7 separate regions of the Homo sapiens genome follow, and all the other regions are linked to region 1. The links are chromatin contacts, found by Hi-C or POLR2A ChIA-PET in ENCODE. All regions are on one chromosome and are shown on one strand. The core of a region is the stretch at or near the end of the contact, and the rest is flanking DNA. Distances in the headings are between cores, read along the strand shown. Region 1 holds the start of RAB1A (RAB1A, member RAS oncogene family). Region 2 holds the start of MXD1 (MAX dimerization protein 1). Region 3 holds the start of USP34-DT (USP34 divergent transcript). Region 4 holds the start of XPO1 (exportin 1). Region 5 has its middle 130 kb from the start of XPO1. Region 6 holds the start of CCT4 (chaperonin containing TCP1 subunit 4). Region 7 holds the start of PPP3R1 (protein phosphatase 3 regulatory subunit B, alpha).

Region 1 (2,575 bases), core at 50-2,549:
TATTCATTACTTTACATGCATGTAAACTGTAGAGGAAATTTTTAAAGGGCCATTGAGGAGAGCCCAACAAACTCTACCCAAGGGAAGTGAACACCAGTTCCCAGGAAAGGTGCCAGGTGTGTCACATCTGCTGTGGTGACTTCTTGAGTAAGCAAGAAAAAGAAATGCATTAACTTTTCATGACACGTCATGGAACCTCATTCCCTATCTGCAAGCATCCAAGCAGGTAATCCAAAACCTACATACAGATCTATCATAGGTCCCGTTCGTTTCTCTTTCAACTTGACAGCAAGCTTCCTTTAATCTGCGAGTATCAAAAAGACATTTCTTGGCTTTAGTTTTTTTTTTTTCCCTTGACCCACAGAAGACAAAATGACTTAGGTGTCCTCTTTAAAAAAAAAAAAAACAAAATTCTCACAAATGCCCAGGTTTTTATAGGAGGGCAATGGACCCGGCGAGCTCTTAAACAACTCCTCCAAGACACAACTCAAAAAGAGAACTAATAAATGTTCAGTTGCTTCTCACCATCTACTCATTCCCCTCAATCCCACGCAGTCCCGAAAAGCATCCATATTACCTGAAACCTGGCGGGGAGGATGGAAGGAGAGAGAGCCAACAAGCTCAGGATTTACAAGTAAAGCTGGTTTCTACCCCGAAGATCCTGACAGCTCCGCAGAGTGCGGGCGCAGGGTCTGACAGTGCCCTCTAGAAGGGCTCTCCCACCCCATCCCCTCCCCTTAGAGACAAGTCCTCCTTCAAAAGTCACTGCCTCCGAGAGAAGATACCCCTTCACACCGCCCCAGGCCCCTCGGCAGGCTTCCTCAGCACCCGCCCCGCAGTCAGGCCCTCTAACCTGACCCGGTCCAGGCCCGGGCGGCTCACCCCTCCGGCCCGACCCCTCCCCCGCGCGGCCGCCCCTCCGCGTCAGACAATGGGGCCCGACTCCCGGCCGCCAGCCTCTCCTGACCCATCACCCTCGCCTCACCCCAGCCGATGCCCCGACTTCTGCCCCAACCCTCCTCGACCCCTTTAAGATCCCCCAAGCTGGCCCACGGACCCAGCCGACCGGTGCTCTCCTGAACTCACTATTCGGGATTCATGCTGGACATGTCACTGCAGCTGCCGCCGCCGCCACCGCCGCCCTTGCTGCCGCAGCCGCCGCCCTGACTCTCCGCGCCACGGGTAATCGAAAGAAAGGAATGAGATAGGCTGTTCCGGGAGAGCAAACGTCTTCCCCTACTCCGTCCCCTAGAACACAATCAGCAGCCGCCGCCACTCAGCTATCGCTTCCACCCAAAATGGCCGCCGGCGAACCAGGAAATAGGGAAGCCTTAGACCGAGGGGCCTTTACACGGCCCAGAGGGCGGCCGCACCGCCTGGCATGCCGGGAAAGGGAGTCGCGAGCGCGGCTACGCGAGCTGAGGACAGACAGTGCGACGCAAGGCCAGGACTCAGCTTCCCGCCAAGCGCCGCGCCTCTGGGGCATGCGTACCTGAAGGGTTGTCGCCCGCCCCATTCCCCACTCCCTCACCTCCCCACCCTCGGCCCCTCCCTGCTCCCCTCCCCTCTGACTCGCTGGCTAGGACTTCGCTCGGACTCCCCCTGGCGGATTGGCTAAGGCCGAGCTGCCCTAGTGATGTCATCAGTGAGACGTGGCAGCCGGGCGAGTCAGCGCCCCACGGGGGAGGGGGCGGAGAGGGGCGGAGGGTGGTGCCGGCGGCCGACGGAGGCTGGGGGTCGGGGGAGGCAAGGGACCGGGGGGAGTGGTCAAACCGGAGGGACTGCCGGGGGTGCGGGGGCGGGGAGGGGGCCGGGGTACGAGCGTGTCGGCTCCTGCCTCCGTTGCGGCTGTTGCTGACCTGACCAGCTTGAGGCTTGCGCCACCCTGGTGGCGCTGGTTGGGGGCTGGTAGGAGGACGTCCGCTCTAAGAACAGAAGGGAAGTCAAGGGGCTCCCTGGACGGCACGGAGCGGTTCTTCTCGTCACTCACCCATCCCCACCTGGGTTCGGTCATCGTCCATTGTTGGCCCCGCGCACTACCATTTTCTTCTTAGATTTCTTCCCATTCTTACTGTGCCCCGCTCTTAACTCGTCAGCCTGGCTATTGCAGTAGTCTCCAAATGGACTCTACCTCTCTCTCTCCTCTCCGCCCCAGCCCATTTGCACACACAGTCGGATGTATCTTTCTGAGACAGCACCTGCATCGTGACCCCACAACCTTCAATGGCTCCACATCCCATGGATGGGAGGGACACAGCCCAGAGCCAGCCTAAAATCCAATTCCTACCTTCGTCCCGGCCTTCAGGTTGAATTGTAATGTATTATCTTTTAGTTGCTACTAACCCTGAGCCATTCTGCAAGACTGGAAAATAATAAGCAATAAAAATAGGCAATTCATCACTATATAGTGCCTACAATTTCTGGGAGTAATATTAACTCATTTTTAAAAAACCTATGGCCTTAACAGCTCTCTTTAATCAGCTCAGGAATTTAAATCTCCGCTAAACTTTAACACATTATCTTGAGTTATTTAATTACAAAGGGCATAGTGTAATACATTGTCCAAAGTTTATCT
Region 2 (2,575 bases), core at 45-2,544, 4.8 Mb after region 1:
CGTGGTGGTGGGCACCTGTAATCCCAGCTACTCAGAAGGTTGAGGCAGGAGAATCGCTTGAACCCGGGAGAAGGAGGTTGCAGTGAGCCGAGATCGCGCCATTGCACTCCAGCCTGGGCGACAAGAGCAAAACTCCCTTTCAAAACAAACAAACAAAAACAATAATCTTGTGAGTGTTTTCATCTAGAATTAAAAGGGAGGGGAAAACCCCAAAAGAGATTTAAGCAAAGAATCTTAGGGTTTAATGCCATTCTGTAGGTTCAGGAAGTCTCTGAGCTTTAAAAAGCCGCTCGCGTGAAAGTAATTAATTATTCCATCACTTCCCGGGGGTGGAGGGGGGTGCGGAAAAGGCGCATGAGCTCAATGCTGTATACTGCAGCCCGATTCCAGCTCTTTCTTGAGGGCAGAAAAAACGCCGAGCGGCGAGCATTTAACAACGGCCGGCTTTTCTTCTCAAGCCCCGCAGCAGCCACGTGGCGCCTGCCCTAGCTCCCGGCTCACCGGCCACTAGCCTGCACCGCTCTTCGGGAGGATTCGAGGCTGGGCCCTCGCCAGCCCGAGTTCCGCGAAGCCCAGAACCTCCAGGGCCGCGGCCACCAGACCGAGGGCTCCGGCCCCGAACCCAAGCGGGGCAGAGCGCCCAGGCGACACGAGGTGCCAGCCTTCCATTCGATGGACGCCTGGCAGGTCCCCGGAAGTTTTCCCCGGGGACAGGTCTTGGCAACAGGTCCGAGGCAAGGCCGGGTGGAGCAGAGCTCCGCAGCGGCTGGTGAATCAGCGCCGCCCAGCGCCGGACCGGCCCTCCCAGCCAATGCCAGACCCGGTGAGGAGCAGCCAGGCTGCTGACCATCAGCCACTTAGGGCTCGCCTGGCCTGGAGAAAGGTGACATCATCGTAGCTGGGAGGTTTCCGAAGGCTTCACCAATGGGAGACCGGCGAGGTGCTTGCCTTCTGCAGCTCTTGGCCAATACTAACAAAGCAAAAGGGGGCCCGGGTTGTTGGTATAGAACCAATGGGAAACAAGGAAGGAGCACGAGGCGGAGTTGCGAATCCTGTCACCAGTTGGAAAGAGGGGGTGGAGCCCGGGCCTTGTCAAGTGTGACCAACCAGCGAGAGGAGCGGACTTTGCGGGGTGGAGCCCTGAAGCCCTCTCCCAATCGCACAAGTGTAGGGGCGGGGCATTCTTTGGGGGGCCCAATGAGGAACGCGGCCGAAGCTGGCCTGTCAAGAGAAGGGGCTGGGGGCGGGGAGATGGTGAGTCGGGGATAAACACTCCGCGGCGGTGGCGGCTGCTGCTCTGCTCCGGGTTCTGTCACTGTGTCGGCGGTGCCCAGCTCACTGGCCCCCTCCCTCTCTTGTCGAGCGTGGTTGCCAGAGAGGCTCCCTCAGCCCTGCTCCGCGGGGTCCACAGCGGGCTCCACAGCGGGCTCCATAGCGGGCTCCACAGCGGTCCGGCGGCGGCAGCGAGCCCGTGGGCAGTGGGGGTTGGTCCCGTGGCTCCGGCCCCCGGTGCAGAATGGCGGCGGCGGTTCGGATGAACATCCAGATGCTGCTGGAGGCGGCCGACTATCTGGAGCGGCGGGAGAGAGGTGCACGGGGACGGGGAGGGGTCCACTCGAAACGAGGCCGGGGGTCCTGTGGGGCCGGCCTCAGGTCCGGGCGCCCAGCCGCTCCGGGGGTGGTTGGAGGCGGGGAGACCGCGAGCGCTCCCAACCCCTCTGGCTCTCCCCACGCGCGGTCCGAAGGGAAGCCGCCGCTGCCCCAAAGCAATGAATGGGGTGGAGAAGGGGCTGCCGCCCGCCGGGGTCCCGAACGCCGCCCCTTCCCCAGCCCTTCACGAGTGGGTGGCCGGGGCCCCCTCCGATAGCCTCCCTGGTTTACCTCACCCGGGCTGGTCCCGGCCGGCCCCCAGGTGGGCCCGGCGCCCCAGTCTCCTGGGCAGAGGAGCAGCGCCTCCCGGTCCCCGGCTCACGGTGCTTGCCCCGCACCTTCGCCTGAGCTGGTTCCACTTAACCCGCACCAACCTGCTGGATGTAGCCAGTGGGAAACCCAGGCTGCGTGAGCCTAGCCACTACTGTGTCTTTCTCAACAATGAGCAGCTGGAATCCTCCTTACACCTGCTCCGAATTGACGATATTCACACAATTTTTTTTTAAATCATTGTTCTCAGAATTCCACCTTACTCCATTTAATTATTTCCACAATATTCTTTTAAAGATAAATAAAGGAAAAAGGAAATACTGTAGAGAGGAGAGAGCATTAAATATTCTGGGCCCATTCATTAACTGGATCCTCCTGTTTTCTAGAAGCTGAACATGGTTATGCCTCCATGTTACCATACAATAACAAGGACAGAGATGCCTTAAAACGGAGGAACAAATCCAAAAAGAATAACAGCAGTAGCAGGTAATTTGGTAAATACTTCTTTCTGTCTTTTAGATTATATTGTAGGTGACACAAACTGCTGAATGTAAGTTTTCTGTTGTGATTATAACCCTATAAAATTACATTGTGGCCGTCATGATTCAGTAATGTACACATGGACTTAAGCCATTGCAGGAAGCTGTTTCTGTTT
Region 3 (2,575 bases), core at 43-2,542, 3.7 Mb before region 1:
GTAGTTGATTTGCAATATATCTTCTATAAGCTGAAATACCATCTTGCAAGGGTCGAGAATAAAATAAAAAGGCCAGAAAAGATCAACGTACCCTTTTTAATAATAAAAAGTAAAGTACCAGGTAAAAGGCCTTTCCTTCCAAGAGAGATAGGCCATAACTATCCCGGGATGGTATGTGTAGTACAGTGCTCTGCTTAACAGAATGTACCATTAAAGCGGTGAATGCTACACTAAGAAACATCATTAACAAATTTATTTTAAAAATAGGTATGAAGGTTCCAATCATCACTATCACAGTTCGTTTTCAGCTATTTAAGGTCTGGCTGAAGTGTTTAAGACACCCACAAACCCGCAAGGGAGGGAAAAACCACCACCCTGCTCCCGGGAGTTTAATGAAAATTAGCAGGTAAGAGAGGCCTCGGCAGCACGCTGGAAATCAAAGAGGGCGGCCGGAGGATTTGGACTGCGGAGGAAAGCCTCGTCCTCCGACCCCACCTCCCCGCACCTTCCCGGCAGGGCGAAGGAGGCGAAGGCGGCGAGGGGTTCATTACTGCCTTCATTAATTGACACCTGTAATGAGGAAACTTTCCGAGAGCCCAGAGCGCCCGGGCCAGGCCGAGCCGGAGCTCCGCGGCGGCCGCCTCTCGGGCGCCCAGGTAACCCGGCCGGGCTGGGCCCGAGGCGCCGCGGCGGCCGCGCCACCGCGCACCTTCCCGGGGCGCTAGGCCCGCACGCCGCCCGGCCCGGCCGTCGCCTCCCGCAGGCCGCGGCAGCCCGGGGAGGCCAGAGAGCTGCGCGAGGACCCCAAACCGTGCACCCCGACAGGCCGCTACCGCGGCTACTTACTTTCATTTAACACCTCCACCAGGTCTGCGCAGTTCTCGCACATCGTTCGGCCGCCGCCCCCCCCCTCCCCCGCTTCGGATCACACTGACTGATCCCGACCGGCGGGGGGGAGGGGAGAGAGGCGGAGGAGGGGGCCGGCCGGCCGGCGGGGCGGGGAGGCGACTAGGGCGGGCGGCGGCGGGGACGGGGCGGGGAGCAAGAGAATGGGGGAGGGGGCCGGCGGTCCCCGCAGCGGGAGGGGGAGAGGAGGGGAGCGAGGGGAGGTGCGCAGGCCGGAGGGGCGCCGAGGCGCCGGCGGCGGGGAAGGGGGGGAAGGACGGGGGGAGGGGAGAGGGGGGGAGGGGGCGGGTGGGGAGAGAAGCAGCAGAGTCACTTCACCGACCAGACGCCGCGGCCACCGCCGACGCCGCCGCCATTTTAACAGAGCGCTCGGGCTGCGCTCGGCTCTTTCCGCCCGGGCTTAGGAGCGGACGAGAGGCGCCTCGCGCTCTCATTCCTCCGCCTCCCTCCCTTTCTCGCCTCTCCTCCGCCCCCCACCTCTCCCTCCGCACACACGCCGCACGCTCCACACCCCGCCGTGGCCGGCTCGCCGCCCTCCCTTTCCTCTTCCGTCCGGCCTCCCCGCCCTCGGTCCACCCCCTCCGCGCGCTCGCCCACCCCGCCCAGCCCGGATCTCTGTCAGCGGCCGGAAGGGAAACGCGAAGCCAGCGCGGCCGCGGGGGGAGTCCGGGTGAGTAGGAGAAGATGGCGGAGGCAACGGACGGGTCGCGGTTGCGTGGCGTCGCCCACCACGACCCACTCCACGGGCTCTGAGGCCCGGGGAGCGCCAGGTCACTCGCTCCGTCCTGTCCCCCGCCCCTGGGCTTCGCCATTTTTCCCCAGGGCCTGGGTCGGGGAGTTGGTGCGGGTTTCTTTGGTGTCCCCGGCCTCTTCCGCGCTTAGGCTTTTGGGGTACGGGAAGCAAGGAGTCAACTTGGGTGCCGGGCCGGGTCTACGCCGTAGCCCTCTTTCGGGCGCAAGGGCCACTCCCCCCGGGGTCTGAGAGTGAATCAGCCCAGGGCCCGGCTTAACTGCATCGGTGATTATCGCTACCCTGCAGTTCCTTGAAGGTCCTCCGTCCTGGAGCAGTAAGATCCTTGACGTAACTAGAAATGGCAGGGTAAGGAGTGTTTGCCTGACATCGTCTCGTTTTTACGGAAGAGGGCCCCTCACGATGTGCCCATCAGCCCCACCTGAAATAGCAAGAAATCTTCTTCAGCAGAGAGCGAATAACAAGGATATTAAGATAAAGAACAGGTGAAGGGGGCAGTCAGCTGAAGCTTGTAAGGGAATTTTCCTCACGCCGGCACTTACCCCTTGCTTGCTAATTTTTGTGTTCAACGTGTTTACATAGACATGTGACTGCAAAGTCCGAAAGATCGTGTACAGAATCTCTGAACGGTAACCAGAGTGTCTGTCAAGGCTCTGTAGTCATTCTCTCGATAGCTTTTGTGGAGGTTATGGCACGCCCATCTCTCCATGCCAGAACCACCTGGTTCCAAATGCTTTGCCTTTCTGCTGCTTGAAGTTGATACTATAAACAGTCTGCCCAACCCGTTTTGTTTCCCACTAGCAGGTGATCCTTAGGATTGTAGTTCTATTCTACCATCATCTTCCCTTCTTCCTTGTCTTTCTCACAGAATTGGGTTTTTGCAGACTTACTTTGGATCCTGAGGCAGACATTCGTTGT
Region 4 (2,575 bases), core at 23-2,522, 3.6 Mb before region 1:
CAGCCCCTCCCTCCCCCATCCCAAGCTCTCCACCGAGGGGGCCACGTGATGCAGGCGGACGTTTCAATGCTGCTGCACTAAATATTTCTGGAAACTTCCACTCCTAATAATTTACAGAGATGTTCCTGAAATCACCCCAACTTCTCCCCAGCCCCAGGGGCTGGGGAACCCCTCCCACCCCGCGCGGGGCCCCGCTTCACTATCACACTCCTCGCCTTCCTCCACCGCCACCCGCACACGCGAATGACCCAGCAAGCGCTCCCCTCCCGAGGCCGCCTCCCCGCCTCCATCCCCCAGCGGCAAAAGCGGCTCCATTCAATCGCAGGCTCCGCTGTGGGCCCGCCGCGCCCCCGGCCCGCCCGCCGCCTCCCGGGCTCGCTTCCCGCGGCCGCCGCCGCCGCGCCCCACGCCGGCCTCCTCCCGCCCGCCCGGCCGCGCCGCCGCCCGACCCTCGGCCCCGAAGACACAGTCGACTTACCCAGAGATTGAACCAACTGCTCCTTCCTTCCTCGTTGGGGGATTAGGGCGAGGGAAGGTGGGGAGGGGGGAGAGGGGACGAATCAAGGTGGGTTTCAGTTTTCCCACCTCAAAAAAGGAAATTAAAAAAACGGACAGGAAAAGGGCAAAAAGAGCTCAATAATATTTACTATTTCAGGGACGCTTCCCCCAACACACACACACACACACACACACACACACACCCGCCCCCCCCCAAAAGGGGAATTAATCTGGGGAATAAATGCTCCCGCCCGGCTGGGGAGTGAGGGAAGGGGGAGGGAACGGGGTCAAGTCCCAAAGATTCAGCCCCAGGGGGACCCTCCAGCCACAGGCAGCAGCAGAAGCGGCAGGAGTAGGGGGTGTAGAGTCCACACGGCCGGGGAGACGCTCTGCTGCCAGTTGCAGTCCGACTCCCCCCTACCAAAACACGGCTCCCTCTCTCACGCGGCTCCGGCGCTGGCCCCCCCCCCCCCAAGGCTCGCCTAAACTTTCCCCCCTTCTCTTGTTCCTCAGCGACTGGTGGTTCCCCCCTCCCCCTCTGGGTGGTTGCACGGACTGCAGCAGCAAAGACTGGAACAGGCACCGCCGCCGGGGCTGTAGCTACTGTTGCTCTTGCTGATGCTGTAGCTCCCGCTGCTCCTGCCGCGGCCGCTGCAGCCGCTTCTCCCCCTCCTCCTAGTGCCTCAAACTCGGAACCGGTTGAAACCGGTTCAGACTGGGAGATTCCATCTCGGTTGAGTTTTCAGCCCATGGCGCCGCGGAGCGTTTGGAACCTGGGCCTCCGCCCCCAGCCCGCCCTCCTATTGGTCAGTTCCAGCTACAGCCGCGCCATGAGCCTATCTCTCATTGGCCCGAGCGCCAGTCAATCCCGCCTCACGGCTCCACACGAGCCCGCCGCTTCGGCCCCTACCTCTTTTCAGCAGCGATTTGCCCGCAGAGTGGGGGAGGGGAAGTGGGGAGGGTCGAAAGGCAAGAGGAGAGGGGTGGAGGAGGAGGAGGTGGGACGAAGAGCAGGGATGAGTAGAAAAGAGAGCGAAGGAAAGCCGCGTGGAGGATTCGTTCGAACGAGCTGTCAATCAAGAGCAGCCCGCCCTCGAGCTCTCGACTTCCCTTCCCCCTGCGGCCCTCTCCCTCCCGGTGCCTAGTTCGCAGGCCCGGCCTTTCTCGCCCGCTCATTGGCTGGGCCTCTTCGGTGACGGAGAGGGTGGGGCGCAGCTCGTGAGCTGGTGGCGGCGCGAGTTTGATCGGGGCGCGCGGCAGCGTTCTCTTTGCTTCCCCCGGACTCGGCCGGCCCGCCCCCACCGGCTCCCGCCAACCTGCGGGGGCCTGAGCCCGCGGGAATCAGGATCCGCCCTTCGGATGGGGGCTGCGTTCGGAAAAGGGAGGGCACACCCAGTTTTGAACTCTGGAAGGGGTGGAGAAAAGAGGGAAAAAGAACGCTTCCGAGGCCAATTTTAGGCCCCAGACCTCTCTAATCCATTTTAGAGGCCTGGTTTTGGGGCCAGGTAGCTGAGAGAGGGGTTGGGGTGAGGCGCAGGGCGTGCATTCTTGGCGCCTCGTGATCTTCTCAGGGTGTCGGAAAAGATATCGAAATACTTCTTGGGAAAGTCTCCTTAAAATTTCAACTCTGTCTCTCCAGGCTGGAATTTGGCTGCTTCAACAAGCAACCTTTCCTGAAAACCAAAACATTGTAATCCCAAGTGATTGGTTTGACAGCGCATGTTTTGGCTGGCTGAGCTTGCATGCCAACTGCGTCCCACCTGGTGCCCTTGATCTGCAACACTCAGATTTTCCTTTTACCCTAGCTGCACTTCACGTACTAAATCATCATCAAATAGTATTTTCTGTGAAAGTCACATGCACGTTGCCTTTCACGTGGTTGCCTCTCGTTTGTTCCCAAGCGTCCTCCAAATCAGCTTTACAGATTGTTCTTTGCTTAAGAGCAAATAGCCCACCAAAATTTACTAGGCCCTTTGTGCCACCAAGAGGTAGATAAATGATTTATTGAATTAATAACAATTTTCTTTAGCAAATGTTCATCCACGATGGACTATGGCTAACCTCAAAGCACCACTTA
Region 5 (2,575 bases), core at 54-2,553, 3.5 Mb before region 1:
TCAAGTGATTCTCCTGCCTCAGCCTCCTGAGTAGCTGTGATTACAGGCTCTCACCACCATGCCTGGATAATTTTTTTGTATTTTTAGTAGAGACAGGGTTTCACCATGTTGGCCAGGCTTGTCTCGAACTCCTGACCTCAGGTGATCCACCTGCCTCGGCCTCTCAAACTATTGGGATTACAGGTGTGAGCCACCACGCCCAGCCAACCTCTGGGACTCCTTATATTGGGCGAGAAGATTGAATTTAAAAGACTACTAATAATTGCTACTAGTGGGATAGCCAGTGGTGCTTTTGTGAAAGCACATTTAGTATCTAAGAATGGCATAAGTAGCTGTGAACATGAAGAACTGGTTAATACATTCATTGCTGTGGCTAGTACAGTCTTGAGATCATTACAGGGAAGTGGATGCTAAAATACAAAGTTCACATTTCATGAACTTGAATCATGATTGCTCTTTGGCTGAGCAATTCAAAAGGCTCTCTCAGAACAGGTTCAGTAAAGCCCACTTATATTTAATGCTGCTGGAGAAGAAAAGTGAAATGTCATGAAAGATATACTGAAATTAACCCAAGGCAGACCCTTTGCTATTTGCAGGTCTATAGTAGGACCATTTTACTTACTAGCTTTGTTCTGTGACCTTATAAGTGTCTCTTGAGCTTCCAGCACTCGATTTTTCCCTCAGATACATTTCCCCTGTACTGCTTATCTTGTAAAATTAACTACTGTGTAACAGATGTATGAGCCAAAGCTAATTTTATGAGAAACTTGAGTGAAAGGAAATCAATCTTTCAAGGTCCCTGAAGTCCTAAGATCATAAAGAAAAGGCTAAAGAAGTAGTTTCTGGCTTTTTGCTTTTGATTTCCTTCTTAGTTTCAGTTTTCTTTTTCTGAATCTCTCTCCCCAGATCTTCCCTGGCATATATAGATGCTCATAAACAAAACAATGACAAACACTGGGCTGTTAGAAAGGTCACAGCCCTGGCTGCCAAAAGACACAGTCAGGCTTGCTTGTTAGTGGAAATTTACAAATGATAATGCGCTGCCACTTTTGCTTTAAGAGCTACTCCCACTTGGGGACCTGAAACTGTAGTCTCCAACACAGCAAAAATTGACTAATTATTTGATTTACCGGGAGGAGCCCTACTGATCAAGTTCATTTACAGTTATTAGTTCATTCTACACACTGTCACAGTTTACTTTTGGCAACCACAGAAACTTAGTACTTTCAAGTGGCAAAAATTATATTATTGTTGAGTTACAAAATCATGGGCTATCCCCATTACCGTAAACCTAATCTTAACTCATGCTGAAGTTTAAAATTCTAAATTGTTTTCAGTTTTCCTCCTGGTTATGAGATTTTGTGTGTGTATGTGTTATGTAAAACACAAATCTAATGACTGTTTTGAAAAGATCTAGGCAAAGGGTCATGACAACAATTCAGCTATTTAGCACAACTCTCTGTAAACAAATCACCAGAGAAAGGCTTAAAGTGAAGTAATAATTCCGGCTCATTGTCAGTGAATAAACACCAGACAGCTATAGACATGTTTAATGCATTCCTGCACTCTCTTCAAATACAAATTAATACAAAATAGCATTTTGTGACTTGAAGTAATTGCCCACATGGCTGAGCTGTGTATCTCCAGGAGCTGAATAATTTAAGCGTGGATTTATGTATGGAACATGCAATGCTCTGAATAAATATTTTGAAATGAACATTTATTTCACAGAAGAGGCAAGGAAAGTGGAGAATAAATGCTGGCAAGGGAGACACTAGACACAAGTGACAATAGTGCAAGCCAAACTGTGCTCTGCTAGAGGTGTAAACAAACTACCGCCTCAGCACCAAGGAGGGACAATTTAATTCAGATGGGAGCACAAGCATCCCAGAGAAAGGGAAGTCATGCCTGGGCTTCCCGGGAAGATGAGTATTATTTTGATTAATACAGGAGGAGGGAAGACATTCCAGTGAGAGGAATGGTGGAGGGAGTGAAATAGAACGAAAAGCATCACCTAGGATAATTCTGGGTGAGGGAAGGGTGGATGGGAATGGTAGAGGTGAAATTGTGGGGCTAGGGGCTCATTTTGAAGAGCCTTGAATGTTGTCCTAAAAAGCATGAATCCATTAAAGAAAAAAAATTTTCTTGATGACATTTTTGTATCATTTTTTAAATTGAAAAATAAATAAGGCTGGGTGCAGTGGCTCATGCCTGCAATCCCAGCACTTTGGGAGGCCGAGGCGGGCAGATCATTTGAGGCCAGGAGTTCAAGACCAGCCTGGGCAACATAGCGAAACCCCATCTCTACCAAAAATGCAAAAAAATTAGCCAGACATGGTGGCACACACCTGTAATCCCAGCTACTCGGGAGGCTGAGGCAGGAGACTAACTTGAGCCTGGGAGGCAGAGGTTGCAGTGAGACGAGATCTTGCCACTGCACTCCAGAATGGGCGACAGAGTGAGACTCCGTCTCAAAATAATAATAATAATAATGATGATAAGAATAATCATAAACATAAACATTTAAATACTATGAAAAGTAGTGAAAAATACTCGGAGAAGTAAAAAGTTAGTT
Region 6 (2,575 bases), core at 23-2,522, 3.2 Mb before region 1:
GATGGCTAAAAAGAAATGATCCCATAGCTGGGGGAGATTAAGCCAAATACTTTCCAGGACACCAGGCCTTTAACATCTGCCCCAACCTAGCTTTCTAATCTCACCTCTTCTGTAAACATACTACTATTCTCCAACCCAAAAGAACTACTATACTCAATATACACTCGGGCAAGATCTCTAAACCTCTGTCCTGACTTTTCCTTCCAGATTTTTCTATTTCAACTCGATTTCTCTTAATCTTAACTCTAAAAAGCAAACATTTTCCTCCAATTTTATAAGTGAATCTTTGGCACAGAGGTTACAGGTCACTAAGACATGAAGTAACGGAAGCAGAGAATGAAACTCTGGTCTTCCTGATTTCCAACGTGTGCCACACACTTCCACAAAAAAAACAAATAATTGTTTCTTGATTTGCCTATGTTTCACTGCACATGCGGAGACGACATCAACGTAACTTTTCCGCAACTATTTCAAACACGACACGTAAGTCGGTTCCCACATCCATCCCAGTACAATGGGCCCCGCCCCAATTTAGACTCGGAGAGTTCACCCAATTCGTCTCAACAGTTGTGCCAAGTGAAGTTTATTTAATAGTTCTTTAAATAAGAATAACAAAGCTGAAAGATACTGTGCATTCTACCAGTTCCAATAAGCAATAAGCGACAGCCCTCAAGCGTCAGATCCCTAGTGAAGACTGCATGCAATCCTCGGCATTTTGAACTGCTTTCGGCTCCAATATGAATGATGCACAGTGCAGGATGAAAAACTAAGGGAGATTAAGATGCAAAATGGGGCAAGTCCAAAGGCCTCCATACTCCGGGTTGGCGATCATCGGCAGAAAAACAGAAATAAGGATCCCTCCACTGGGCTGCTTCTATAGGGAGGACAAGAGAGGATCACCCGAAGAAATGGGAAATGAGCCAAACCCGCTCAAGCCCACGATGAGAGCGCAGAGCACAACCCCGCGGCGCCGCGGGTCAGGCCATGAGAGTGATACCTTTGGCGGCGGAAATGTTGCTGAAGCGGATCTGGGCTGGCTTGTCGCGGTCCTGATAGGCGCCTTTCCCGCGGCCGCCGGCAGCCCCGGCAGTCGCCCCGCTCCGGGGTGCCACATTCTCGGGCATGGCAAACTCCGCTGTGTCTGGGTTGGCTCGGGAAGGACGGATGGACCCGGATTCTGGCCGGCCGCAGTGTAATAACGGTAAGCCCTCACTGCCTTCACGAACCTTCCAGAAAGCGGCGCCGGCGTCGGGAGGAGGCGGAGGCGGAGAAGGGGGCCTTCCTTGCCGCGCGGCGCTGGCGTGACGTAGGAGGCTGTCCGCTGCGCGCCGGGCGAGGAGGATGCGTGCGGTGGGCTCCGGGCTGGCGAGATTGTACGCCCGGGGCGCTGTGGGTGAAGAGCGCCGGGGGAACCTTTACGCGAGGCAGCAATGACAACGCGCGATTTTAAAGGCGAGTGGTGAGGACATCCGCATTTCCTCACTCCACCTTGCACGGCTATGAGGTCCCCTCCTTTTTTTTTTTTTTTTTTTCTTTTTTTGGATACAGTCTCACTCTGTTGCCCAGGCTGGAGTGCAGTGGCGCAAAATCTCGGCTCACTGCAGCCTCCGCCTCCCAGGTTCAAGCGATCCTCCTCAGCCTCCCGAGTAGCTGGGATTACAGGCGTCCGCCACCATGCCCAGCTAATTTTTGTATTTTTAGTAGAGACAGGGTTTCACCATGTTGGCCAGGCCGGTCTCGAACTCCCGACCTCAGGTGATCCACCCGCCTCGGGCTCCCAAAGTGTTGGGATTACAGGCGTCAGCCACGAAGCCCGGCCTTTTTTTTTTTTTTTTTTTTTTTTGACAGAGTCTCGCTCTGTCGTCCAGGCGGGAGTGCAGTGGGGCGATCTTGGCTCACTGCAGCCTCGACCTCCGGGGCCCAAGCGATCCTCCCGCCACAGCCTCCCAACTAGCCAGGACGACAGGTGCCCGCCACCATGCCTAGCGAATTTTTGTATTCGAAACATAGCGAGACTGGGTTTCGCTGTGTTGCCCAGGCTGGTCTGACCTCCCCGGCTCAAAGCGGTCCACCCTCCTCAGCGTTTCAAAGTACTGGGATTACAGGCGTGAGCCACCGCGCCCACCCGGAGGTGCCCTCCTTTAACTCCGGCTGGATCTATCCGCGAGGTGGGGTGGGCGCCGGAATAACTCTCTAAGGGATATGACTGAGTCTGTTTTTGCCCGGCCACATAGACCTGCATTTTATGCAGTTTTGTTCATTTTGAAAGGGAGTCAGAAAAGGGAGATTTGGAATGAGGCGAGGTTAGTTATCTCGTATTGGTTGATACTGGGTGGTGGAGGTTTGACAGACTGCCAAATCAGGTCTGTCTAGTTACCACCGCCCGCTTGTTCTACACTAGTGTCTCCTGCATGACGTAGCCACTGACTCTTAGGGAACGTAAACATTATAATAAAGATCATTTATTTCCGTTATCTGCTAAGCACAGTGCTAAACCTTTACACGTTTTATATCTCGTTTAGTCCTCACAATAATCCTTTACTTAAAAGGTGAGAGAACTGGAGCCCAAAGAAGG
Region 7 (2,575 bases), core at 30-2,529, 3.1 Mb after region 1:
CTGAAACACTACAGCAGCGAATTCTACCTAGGGATTAATGTGAGGGTAAGGAAAGACAAATTAAAATCGCCATGATTCAAAAACAACCACTCCAAGAGAGAGACACAAGAAGGTACCAAAGAAAATGAAAAAACCCTTGGTAGTAACGGAAGCATGAAAAATTAAGCGCCCCCATTTCTCCCAAACCAAGTTCGCGTATGTTTTCGTGAACAAACACCTTGGATCTTTCCGGTTCGCCAGGGCAGCGAGCAAAGCAGCAGCGAACGGAAACCCCGCAGGGCTGCGCACCGCAGCTAAACCGACGCTCGCAGGAGAGGGGAAGTGAGTGGCAGGGTTCCCTGCCAAGACTCACTGCTGGGAAACAGGCAGTGAGTGGAAGCAGCAGCAGCTCTGGAGAGTAAGTGGGTCTTATGTAAAGTGCCATTTGCCACATATTGTTATTTCCAAAGGATTTCAGAATACCCTCGAACTCGAAAAACAGAGTGAGTGTGGAGGGGAGGGGGGTGCTCCACGTGGAGGAGGGTCGCGAGAAGGAGAGTGCGCCGGGCTGATGGTCAGCGGTGCCCGCGGGGGTCGATGCCGGGCGGGACCGGCGGCGCGGGGGTGGGGCGACGGCGGGGCGGCGGCCGAGCAGCAGAGGGGCGCCCCGCAGAGGCCGGGGGCGGGCGCGGGGGCCCCGCCGCCGTCCTGTCAGCAGCCGCCCCGCCGCCCTCTCCGGCTCGCCCGCAACCGCCGCGGGACCCGCCGGGCCCGGGTCTCTGGAATTTTCCACGGGGGACAGCCGACCGGGGGCGTCGGGGCTCGCCCCCGCACCCGACCCGGACGGCGGCAGTAGGGGGAGGGATGGTGCATCGAGGAAGCCAAGGTCTCACCATTTTGCTCGGCGGGTCGGCGGCTCGCTGGCTCGCTGGCTCGGAGAAGTGTTGCGCTCAGGCTGGCTCGCAGGAAACGGCGGCGGCGGCCCAGCTGCGGCCCTCGGGTCGCCGGCGGGGAGGGGGCGCGCGTGGGGGAGGGGAGGCGGCGCCGCGGGGCCCGCGCCGGCCGGGCGATTGGGCACGCGAGGGAGCGGGCAGGGTAGGGGGAAATAAATTAAGGTCGAGATTCAGAGCCGGAGAGCGCGGGAGGAGCAGCGGCGAGAGGCAGGAGAGGCAGAGAAGAAGAAAGGAGGGGGAGAGGGGGCGAAGACGGCCGGGAAACTCGGGGGCTGCAGCCTCGCGCTCGCGCCGGAGCCGTGACGGACTCACTGCAGCGGCTCGCGCTGACCCGCAACCTCAAGGCACGAAAAAAGGGGAGGGCGGAGAGGGAGGGGAAAGCGGAGTGCTGCAGCGCGCGGGGCGGGGGCGGGGCTTCCGCGAGCGCCGCACATCCGGGAACCTGCGCGCCCCGCTGGGCGGCGAGTGCCGCGGCGCTCTGGCGAGCTCTGGTTGGGGAACGCTGAGCGCGCGGACCACGTTCGCCCCTCAGCCGGCCGCCCCTTGCGTGCAGGGTGGGGGGAGGCCAGGGGCGGGGGCGCGGACGTCGGTGACGTCGCGTGGCGGAGCCCTTCCGGTCATGTGGCTGGAGGCGGGCGGGGAAGAAGGCAAGGCTGGGAGGGGAAGGAGGAAATGCGAGGGTTCCCCGGCGGGAGGAAGCGCGAGGGGTGCGCGAGTGCTAGCGAAAGGGGGACAGGGGCCCTGGAGTGGAAGCCTTGCGGGAGAGGAGGAGCAGAGGAGCAGTCTTAGGGTGTCAGAACCACCCGGATGCCGCACCAAAAAACAGGAAAAATCCAAGTCCTGCGAGAGGCAGTCAAAGGTATCTGTGCATCCGTGTACCGACTTGGATCCACTACAGAATTGCACGGCCCATCAGGACTGCTGTCACCCCGGTGCAGCACCCGCAGGCCCATCTGTAATATGAATTGGCAGAGTCAGGAACCAGGTTGCAAAGACAGAGAAGCGAGCCAAAGCTGGCCGCAGCCCGAGGCGTGGGGAGAACCTGGGCAAACGAGGAGAAGGGATACTTCCCACTCGCAGAAAGACTTTCCACCCAGCTCTGCATTCCCATAAACCGTCCAGACTCCCCTTTGGCGGAGTCCATCAGTTTTTGTTTAAAAAAAGAAAAAAACTCGAATGTAGATTGCCCGCTTATCCTTTTAGTAGAGCTATATCCACTCCTGTGGCAATTATCTTCCCAGAAAATTCAGATTACAATAGGAAATTACATCCAGAAAAGCATAAGGAGGAAATTTATGTTCGAGAGAAGAAATAAAGCTGTCAGGAGAGGTGTGATGAGGATAACGAAGAAAACATTTTGCAACTATTTTAACCAGTTATTCCTTTACAAGCCTTGATAATCGCCCGCACTCGTGTGTGTTTGAGAGTGTGTGTGTGTGTGTGTGTGTGTGTGAGAGAGAGAGAGAGGATGTTTTCTGAGTGATCGGAAACTCCTTATTGATAAAGCCTTTGAGTCATTTTATAAAAAGCCATTGTGTTGTTTTTTTTTAAAAAAGTCTTAATGATCCTTACATGAGAACTTTATTCTTTTTATGTGCTAATTATTTTTCCATATGATGAGCATGCATTTTTTTCTAATAAAC

What was found. Hi-C counts contacts between places; a loop is a spot of excess contacts on that map. ChIA-PET counts read pairs that join two places held with the same protein, here RNA polymerase II (POLR2A). Pooled maps may share reads with other maps.
Region 2: a loop to region 1 is called in a pooled map, with 7 times the contacts of the local background. The contact joins the promoter of MXD1 here to the promoter of RAB1A in region 1. A Hi-C loop is called at or near these places in 1 of 50 pooled maps. POLR2A ChIA-PET finds 5 or more read pairs at or near these places in 2 of 52 experiments (RWPE1 and activated B cell).
Region 3: a loop to region 1 is called in a pooled map, with 24 times the contacts of the local background. The contact joins the promoter of USP34-DT here to the promoter of RAB1A in region 1. A Hi-C loop is called at or near these places in 6 of 50 pooled maps.
Region 4: a map of naive thymus-derived CD4-positive, alpha-beta T cell shows a loop between it and region 1 (19-fold over the local background). The contact joins the promoter of XPO1 here to the promoter of RAB1A in region 1. A Hi-C loop is called at or near these places in 1 of 168 maps with a recorded cell type or tissue (naive thymus-derived CD4-positive, alpha-beta T cell) and 9 of 50 pooled maps. POLR2A ChIA-PET finds 5 or more read pairs at or near these places in 1 of 52 experiments (CD4-positive, alpha-beta T cell).
Region 5: POLR2A ChIA-PET joins it to region 1 with 10 read pairs in HepG2. The contact joins the enhancer-like site here to the promoter of RAB1A in region 1. POLR2A ChIA-PET finds 5 or more read pairs at or near these places in 2 of 52 experiments (A673 and HepG2).
Region 6: a loop to region 1 is called in a map of CD4-positive, alpha-beta memory T cell, with 32 times the contacts of the local background. The contact joins the promoter of CCT4 here to the promoter of RAB1A in region 1. A Hi-C loop is called at or near these places in 2 of 168 maps with a recorded cell type or tissue (CD4-positive, alpha-beta memory T cell and naive thymus-derived CD4-positive, alpha-beta T cell) and 7 of 50 pooled maps. POLR2A ChIA-PET finds 5 or more read pairs at or near these places in 1 of 52 experiments (T-cell).
Region 7: a loop to region 1 is called in a map of naive thymus-derived CD4-positive, alpha-beta T cell, with 11 times the contacts of the local background. The contact joins the promoter of PPP3R1 here to the promoter of RAB1A in region 1. A Hi-C loop is called at or near these places in 1 of 168 maps with a recorded cell type or tissue (naive thymus-derived CD4-positive, alpha-beta T cell), 1 of 37 single-sample maps with no recorded cell type and 13 of 50 pooled maps.

What each region holds. Positions count from the first base shown.
Region 1 is chr2:65,128,807-65,131,381 of GRCh38, forward strand. It overlaps RAB1A (RAB1A, member RAS oncogene family), which reads right to left and starts at 1,300. Exons shown (of 6, transcript NM_004161.5): 1 at 1,087-1,300. The coding sequence starts at 1,109. RefSeq lists enhancers at 568-1,082, 1,079-1,338, 1,083-1,596 and silencers at 899-948, 1,449-1,798.
Region 2 is chr2:69,913,815-69,916,389 of GRCh38, forward strand. It overlaps MXD1 (MAX dimerization protein 1), which reads left to right and starts at 1,295. Exons shown (of 6, transcript NM_002357.4): 1 at 1,295-1,589; 2 at 2,307-2,406. The coding sequence starts at 1,517. RefSeq lists enhancers at 459-508, 521-1,126, 609-718, 819-1,018 and a silencer at 1,669-1,898.
Region 3 is chr2:61,469,804-61,472,378 of GRCh38, forward strand. It overlaps USP34-DT (USP34 divergent transcript), which reads left to right and starts at 1,293. Exons shown (of 3, transcript NR_185882.1): 1 at 1,293-1,576. USP34 (ubiquitin specific peptidase 34) reads right to left here and starts at 1,284. Exons shown (of 80, transcript NM_014709.4): 1 at 847-1,284. The coding sequence starts at 889. RefSeq lists silencers at 606-1,025, 1,116-1,195, 1,226-1,535.
Region 4 is chr2:61,537,084-61,539,658 of GRCh38, forward strand. XPO1 (exportin 1) reads right to left here and starts at 1,273. Exons shown (of 25, transcript NM_003400.4): 1 at 479-1,273. RefSeq lists enhancers at 998-1,257, 1,826-2,575 and a silencer at 1,748-1,887.
Region 5 is chr2:61,670,273-61,672,847 of GRCh38, forward strand. No RefSeq gene overlaps it. Among named protein-coding and RNA genes, the nearest start is that of XPO1, 130 kb to the left of the region's middle. RefSeq lists an enhancer at 722-961. Within about 2 kb of position 1,304, at least 26 of the 41 ENCODE cell types and tissues checked have a DNase peak (open chromatin) inside an H3K27ac peak, as active enhancers do.
Region 6 is chr2:61,887,384-61,889,958 of GRCh38, forward strand. CCT4 (chaperonin containing TCP1 subunit 4) reads right to left here and starts at 1,273. Exons shown (of 14, transcript NM_006430.4): 1 at 998-1,273. The coding sequence starts at 1,124. It also overlaps a transcript of COMMD1 not described here. RefSeq lists enhancers at 301-862, 863-1,422, 964-1,043, 1,983-2,542.
Region 7 is chr2:68,251,253-68,253,827 of GRCh38, forward strand. PPP3R1 (protein phosphatase 3 regulatory subunit B, alpha) reads right to left here and starts at 1,280. Exons shown (of 6, transcript NM_000945.4): 1 at 873-1,280. The coding sequence starts at 875. It overlaps PPP3R1-AS1 (PPP3R1 and CNRIP1 antisense RNA 1), which reads left to right and starts at 351. Exons shown (of 2, transcript XR_001739527.2): 1 at 351-482. RefSeq lists silencers at 600-709, 890-939, 1,200-1,639 and an enhancer at 1,730-2,399.